Regions from separate parts of the Homo sapiens genome. Here regions 1 and 2 are each linked to region 3. Evidence: chromatin loops called from intact Hi-C (ENCODE). Cell type or tissue: sigmoid colon. All regions are shown on one strand.

Evidence for each region. A loop is a pair of places that touch in the nucleus more often than their neighbours do. Peaks named below come from ENCODE experiments on the same cell type or tissue, not always from the same donor. Only the 100,000 strongest peaks of a DNase experiment are listed, where the experiment ranks them.
Region 1: it touches region 3 in a loop (2.3-fold over the local background); 1 of 110 quality-filtered maps calls a loop at or near these places.
Region 2: a loop joins it to region 3, with 7 times the contacts of the local background. A loop is called at or near these places in 1 of 110 quality-filtered maps.

The regions. Positions count from the first base shown.
Region 1 is chr11:44,591,482-44,593,981 of GRCh38, reverse strand. The region is part of intron 2 of CD82 (CD82 molecule); the gene reads right to left. Among named protein-coding and RNA genes, the nearest start is that of CD82-AS1, 13 kb to the left of the region's middle. In sigmoid colon, no CTCF peak of the experiment used is centred here; DNase peaks (open chromatin) are centred at 605 and 1,531; H3K27ac peaks cover 954 bases.
Region 2 is chr11:44,453,114-44,455,613 of GRCh38, reverse strand. No RefSeq gene overlaps it. Among named protein-coding and RNA genes, the nearest start is that of CD82, 110 kb to the left of the region's middle. In sigmoid colon, no CTCF peak of the experiment used is centred here; DNase peaks (open chromatin) are centred at 1,553 and 2,143.
Region 3 is chr11:45,077,852-45,080,351 of GRCh38, reverse strand. No RefSeq gene overlaps it. Among named protein-coding and RNA genes, the nearest start is that of PRDM11, 68 kb to the left of the region's middle. RefSeq lists a silencer at 214-283. In sigmoid colon, no CTCF peak of the experiment used is centred here; DNase peaks (open chromatin) are centred at 1,081 and 1,781; H3K27ac peaks cover 741 bases.

The DNA.
Region 1 (2,500 bases), 490 kb after region 3:
CTAATCAAAATTGGGCTCATTCTGTATAGTGTTTTCTAGCCTGTTTTTTTCATTCTACAATCTTCACTCTCTATATGTTGATAAAATGCTCTTCATAGTTTCACATGTTGCATAGGATTCCATCCTATTAGTACTTATTAACATTTGGGGGCTCACAGAGTCCCCCAAAAAATTCATGTGTAGTTAGCATTTTGTGATGCTAATAATTTCTGGGAGTTCATGGACCTCTGAAACCCATTCAGGAACCCCAGTGGCCCCAGGTTAAAGTCTCAGATGTGGCCATCCCATAAAAGCATTTAACTGATACTCTAAGATTGGACACACAGGTTGTTTCCAAGTTTTCACAGTCTCCCCGATGACACAAGTTGTGCTTCTGAAATGACACAAACCATGCTTGGGCATGCTGTGCCCCCTCCACTCCAAAAGACCCCAGGTGAGGGGAGGGCCCCGGGAGGAAGAGGGAAGCTGGAAGCTGACTGTTCTCACCCTGACTCAGAGGCCAGAAAATCCAGGAGTGCCAGCCGCCAGCCTTCAGACCCTTTGGGGCAAAGGGAGCCAGCACCGCCGGGCAGCTGGGGCCTGGACAGCTGGCCTGGGACAGCTGCATGGGCAGAGCTGGGCTGGGGGGGTGGAGGGGACGGCACCAGGCCCACTTGTGTTTCCCTGCCTTATGGAGGGGGAAGGGCAGGCCACAGAGCAAAGGGAAAGGAAAGCCGGAGGCCCGGGCTTCACTCCTTCTTCCTCCAGCACCACTTGAAAGTCTTCAATTTCCCCGGCTACACACAGGTTCCCTACTCTTTTCTGGACATGCTAACGATCAACAATCTTCCATCCTCCTTGTCAAGTGGGAGCTCAGCTTCCACTTCACACACCTCCGGTGATGGGGAAGGTGGCTAATGAGGAGGGTTCATGACCTCCCAAGGGGTCCAGTCCAGTTTTCTTTCCTCTAACAGCTTTGTTACAGGAAGTTTTCTTTAAGTGCCTTTTTAAAGGGCAGATTTGGGAGGTATAATATGAAGCAAAGCTGCCCAAGTTAGGAAAAAGCTGCCTGGGTGGTAGTGAGCTTCCCATCACAAGCGGCATGGAAGCAAAGTCTAAAAAAATACTCCTGGGGGATTTAAGTGCTATGTAGGGAGATTAGACTAAATGGCTCTTCCAGTCTAGGGGGCTCCAAGGCCTGGGTCTGAGAATTGCAGAGATGGCAGTGACTCGGGAGCCAGGGCAGTGCAACCTGGGCAACTCCCCAGACCTAGAGAGGAGAAAACATGACTTCCCCGTGCCCAGGAAGCCAGAGATCTTCAATGCCCAAACCCCGTCCTGGCCTAGGAAGGCCTCCTGGGAGTCTGCACTACATCAAGGATAGCTATTGTTTTTCCTCTCTCTCACCTCCCAGCACAGAGCCTGACATACCACAGGCACTTCACAGACTCCAGGAACTAAACAGCAAGAGAAGAGAGATTCTCTCCCAAAGCCAGGCGGCATCTGTTCTTCTTTCCTACCACGGATCTGCTGTGTTTCAGCCTGACCAGGTCTCCTCCCAGTAAACAATACGGGGCATGCCCCAAGAGACCAACCAGGTTCAGCGCCCAAGCAGCAGTAGCTAGGCCACCCCTTCACCAGAAGAACATCCACTAACTGCAGTCCGCCAACAAACTATGCGTCTTGGCAATGGGGCCATTGGCATCCTTGTGAAATTGCAGAAGTGTGGAAAGAGTTCTTTGGCAACCCTGAGTCAGATCCACGGTGTTGCAGTTTCAGAAAGTCCGGGAAAGGGGTTTCTACACTTTCCAGCTCACACATCCTCTGCTCAGCCTCACGGTGGGGCATTCAGCAAAGGGCAGCTTTTAGAAAAGAATAAGTATAGGCCGGGCACGGTATCTCATGCCTGTAATCCCAGCACTTTGGGAGGCCGAGACTGGCAGAAGACCTGAGGTCAGGAGTTCGAGACCAGCCTGGCCAACATGGTGAAACCCCATCTCTACTAAAAATACAAAATTAGCCAGGCGTGGGGGTGGGTGCCTGTAATCCCAGCTACTCAGGAGGCTGAGGCACAAGAATCGCTTGAACCCAGGAGGTGGAGGTTGCAGTGAGCTGAGATTGCGCCACTGCACTCCAGCCTGGGCAACAGAGACTTTGTCTCAAAAAAAATAAAAACAAAAATAAGAGTAAGTATGACGTCTGTAAGGAGAAGGAGTGGCCGCCAGGGAATAGCAACTACTACAAGTGGCCATGTTCAGACATCATCCCCCATCATCCTCACAACCAGCCCAGGAAGTGAGTATTCCTATCCCTGGCAGACCAGAGGCTCAGACAGGTTCAGTAACTTGCCCAAGTCACACAGGTCATAAGTGGCAGTGGTTTTCAGACCCCAAGATCTTTCTTCTGTGAAGTGGTCCCTCCTGGACAGTAGCCAGGATTATAAAGGGATCTTTGGGGACGGCTGGGTTTCCTTTGTCCAGTTAGGTGTGAGGACAAAATGACTGCTCAGAGGAGCTCTGCT
Region 2 (2,500 bases), 620 kb after region 3:
CCTCCCAACAACCTTTGGGTTAAGTCTTATTACTATTATCTGCACTTTACAATGAGGAAAGCAATACTTTTTTTTTTTTTTTTGAGACAGAGTCTTGCTCTATTGCCCAGTTTGGAGTACAGTGGCACAATCTCGGCTTACTACAATCTCTGCCTCCCGGGCTCAAGAAATTCTTGTGCCTCAGCCTCCTGAGTAGCTGGAACTACAGGTGTGGGCCACCATGCCTGGCTACTTTTTTTCTGTATTTTTAGTAGAGATGGGTTTTTGCCATGTTGGCCAGGCTGGTCTTGAACTCCTGACCTCAGGTGATCTGCCCACCTCAACCTTCGAAAGTGTTGGGATTACAGGTGTCAGCCACCGTGCCCAGCCAAGCAAGACATTTTTAAAGTCTAGAAGCATCAACCTAGATTTTTTTTCTACACACACCACACATACACACACACACACACACACACACACACACACACAAAAACATGTGGTTCACAAACATGTGGGCGTATCATACATATCATTTAGCAACCTCTTATCCAGATCTGACTTTGAAAATCCTAAACCAGGATTCCATGGTCTGTGTTGTCATTTAGGGGGCCATAAGATTATGGTAAAGCAAGGGTGTCCAGACCCCCATGGCTTGTCCTCTCAAACTCTGCTCAGACAGGGAGGTGCTGCTGAGATCCGTCCATCCTGGCGTGGAGCCACAGCAGGCACCCTCAGTGAGGGAGAGCAGACAGAAATGCCTGGCAAAGGCCCTTGGTCTGGAGCCCAGGGCCCAGCGTCTCCCCAGGATCTACTCTCTGTCTTTTAATAGCCTGCATGCTAATGGATAACAAGGTCATCCTGCATCATTCTCGAAACCCTGATGGCATCAAAAAGTGCTAGAGCTGGAAAGGACCACAGACACTCTGCATTTGACAGAGGAGGACACCATGGCAGAGAGGGAAGGGGCAGGGTCCAAGGCCACCCCACAGGTGAAGGGGGGTCAGACCCCACCCACCCGTGGCAAAGGGCAGCCCGGCCTAAGATCTAGGCCTGATTTCTGCAAATGTTTGTTGAGTGAGTAAATGCATAATCTACCATCCTGACTGTCCTGTCACTTCCCTGACATTATTCTCTGCTTCTCCCTGGCGTGGATATAAAATATTGGCCTGCCTCAAAGGCTCTGAATCAATGCACATCCCTCGAGACACCTTCAGAGATTCTGAATCAGGAGGTTTTTGGAGAGGAGTCAGGAGTTTGAATTGTAAACAATGCTTCCCCTCTTCCCCGCCCTACTGGAGCTCCTGGGTGCAAAGTGATGCCAGTGTAGATGCCCAGGGTGGGTGATTTGACCACTGTTTCCCTCTGTAGCTTCCTCCTCTACCAGGCTGCAGAATGCTCCCAGCTGACAGTCCTGGCATTGTTCAGAAACCTGTGGGCCCTGCCCCTCCCTTTGGACCATTTACCCAAAGCAGAGAGCGGTGGGGTGAGCTAACAGGAGGCCTGGCTCCCCTCCGACACTCACCCTCAACACCCACCAGGCTTAGCCTGGGAGAGCCGATGAGTGTCTATTACCATAGCAGGCCCCATAAAAAGGATTATAGGCTGTTGCTGAGTTTACAAGCCTGTTCTCGTAAAGCTGCCAGACTTGGGGTGGCCACAGCCCCTCTGGAAGGAGGATGAAAAGGAATGTTCCCTCTGCCGGATGCAAACACCCATTGCTTTCATGGGAACCATAGTGGCCTGGTTGAAAGAGCACTGGACCATGAATCAGAAGACCTGGATCAAATGGAAAGACAGCAGCTCACAGCTGAGCTGCCATCAGCTGGACCCTAGCCCTCTCCAAACCACTACTTTCCCATCTGTGAAGTGGGTGCTGCACTAACCTCTCAAAAGTGGTCGTGCACAGGACTCCAGCTAAACCTTCGATGTTGTGAAACTGTCACAGGGCCCGCATCAGAGGATATGACTTTGAATAGTGAGGGAGTCTCTCTGCTCATGGGGAAATAGGACTCTCTTCAGCAAAGTTGGAAAAGAGAGGTATGCTCATGGTCCCTTTTTCCATCACCAGTCCGGTGCCTGGGGCTAAAGATGTGGCCTCACAGACAGAGGGCAGCAGGGGAGGACAGAGATCTGGGCCAGCCCCAAGAGACCCCCCAGGCCTCTCTGGCATCTGGCCAGGCTGGCTTCCTAGCAGCCCTCACCATGTTCAGGCCTGGTTTGTGTCTGGCAAGAAGCCCCAGGCTAAGCCAGTCTGTGCCCGCTTGACACTTGATCTCAGGGCTCTTTCCCCTGTCGGCCTCCAAACCTGGATTGTCTGTGTCAGGCCCTTCTGAATTGATCAAACCCAGAGCCCTGGAGCCTGTGGACAGTCTGTAAAATGTGAGGCACGACTGGGTGTTTCTCAAGAGCACTTCCTCCATCAGTAGACGAGGCAGCCCCAGAGGTGGGGAAGGGACAGCCGCTGCTCCCCATAGAGTTTCAGGAACATTTCCAGTGAATGTGTCTGGACAGGGGTTTTGAA
Region 3 (2,500 bases):
CTTCCTCCCGGAAGTCACAGTCTTTACAATCTCCCCCAAGTGGGACGGCAGCCTGAGTGCTGTCAGGCTCACCTGCAGAGGGACTCCCGTCCTGGGCCCTGGAGCTGGCGCTGGGGTGGGGGTGGGAGCCTGACACCCACTCCGGCCCCCTACAGATGGTCCAATGCCTCGTTGGCAGAGCAAGTGTTCATTGAACACCTGCTGAGTGTGGCTTGCTGTACTGGGTGCTGGTGGGGGGAGGGTGAGGGATGGGGAAGCATTGGGGGCGAAGAAAGAAATAGAAGACTGGGGGAGTGGAGAAGCCCACACGCAGGTTTAGAACAATCACTAAGCAGCCTGCCAGGCAAAGCGAAACACACTCATCAGAATCCAGTCTGCGTGAGCTTATTCAGCAGGCCAGGCTGGTATCTCAGAGGTGTGGGGTGTGTGCTGGCGTGGGAGGGGGGCAGGGAAGACACAGGGGCAGACAGGACTTATGTTCCAGTCCTGAGGCCACACACCATGGACAAGGCCATTGCTGTGTGGCCTTGGTAAGTTACTTACCCTCTCTGAGCCTCAGCCATTCCCCTTTCTGTGCTTCCCCCAGTGTATACAACCTGGAAAATTGCCAGCTTAAACCAAATTTTCTGACACTTAGCAAGGGATGTGGCTTCTTGGTCATCTGAGTGGTCTGTCAGCTAGAGGCCCATGTCACCCCAACAGGCAGTATAGGGTCATGATTAGAAACCTTGTGCTTTGGGGTCACAGACCTTCACTGAAAGCCACCTCTGCCACAGGCATATCAATGCCCTTGTCTATAGAATGAGCAGATCTGTCGGCATCTTTGCAGGGAGGATTCAGTGAAATTCACTCCTGGCTGGGGAGCGGGGTGTCTGGACAGCATCTCGGAGAAGGGGCAGAGGACATGAGGTTCACAAAGCACTGCCTTCCTCCTTTGCTTTGATTCATTTTAGTTGCAGTAGTCACTTGTTGGAGATGTTAATGAATACAAAAGCCAGAGAGTGTTTCACTTTTTTCAAAGACTGCACGAGTTATGAGGTTTGAGGAGTGCCAGGGTACAGGATGGAAGGGGCCCAGCGCTGTGCCTGGCGCTTGGTGAGCTCTCCTGAGTGTTACAAGACAGACTTCTTCCCACTGCTTCCTCTCTTTAGTGTCTTCCGATGAAGACACTCCTCCCCTTTCTCCTTCTCAGCTGTGTTTGTTCCCTAGAGACAGCTGGAGCTCCACCCCCCAACAGCCCCTAAGCAGGGGGGGGCCTCTCCCCTGCAGCAGCCTGGCTCTGGGCTAATCCTAAACCCTCTCCTAATTAAAGAGCATATAATTTAGGGATTAAGTGTGAAGTGATTAAAATTAGAGACCTGTGTGCCAATCCTGGCTTACTATTCACTGGCTGTGTGACCTGGGGCAAATTACTTAGCCTCTCTGTGCTTCAGCTTCCTCCTCCAAAAAAAAAAAAAAACATGGACTAAGGCACCCACGTCACAGGGCTGTTGTCAAGATGAATCGAGTAAGTGCATGTGAAACATTTAGCATGCACTAAGCAGTCAATGAACATGCAGCTGTTCTTCAGGTTAAAGCCACACTGGCTATTGGTTGCCTTCTGTTTTCTTTACTTTCGCAGAGCCACCTCCCGCCATGGGCCAGTCTGGCTGGAAACTGTAGGAGTGAATAAGAGAAGGATCCATGTGAGTGCGTGGTCAAAATAGAAGTTGCCGTGGAAAGGCGAGAGATGAGTCTGCCAGTGAGAGCCTGTCTGGATGTCGTCAGCTGTGATGGGCCTACAGGTTGTCACGGACTTGGCGGCTCTCCGACGACTGCTGAGCAGTCTTCTATGTATAAGAATCCAGAGCCTGTCGGGATGAACCAGGGTGTAGGGAGTCAGTGTTAATGGCGCTTGGGAGCTGGGTTCAGCGGGGAGGTTCCTCAGAAGGGTCCGGACTCCATCACAATCATTGCAGATGGAGTTGGACTCTAGCCAGCAGAGAGGAGTAGTCACAGAAACTGTGGAGGCCAGAACAAGCTGATCTGAGCCCTAGGGGGTTAAAATTCTTTCTTCCCTCCCCACTCACCTCAGAAAAGTGACCTGGGACCTTGTGACCAAGCAAGTGAAAATTCAATTCATTATCTCATAAATGCCTTCAAGAGTTGGTAGACCTAAGAGTACAAAAGAATACAAGATTCCCCCCACTTCCAAAAATCCTAAGAGTTGAAAGGGTGAATACATGTGCATATGGTCAGAGTTGAAACCTACAAATGCAGGCACATGATCAACCCTGTGTAGGCATAGACAAGAATTAAGGAGTGTGTGGATTACCAGAATCCAGGGATTGGGCTGAAGAGCTGGGGAGACAAACCCTCATTTTTTTTTATGCCTGTGACATAGAACTTAGGGAGTCCCCCTAGGCCACCACATCCAGGAGAAATTCCCTATCCTAAGCAACCTCAACTGAAGGGCTCATAACGGCCTTCTTGGGGGCTAAGCCACCCCAGTTAACTGAGA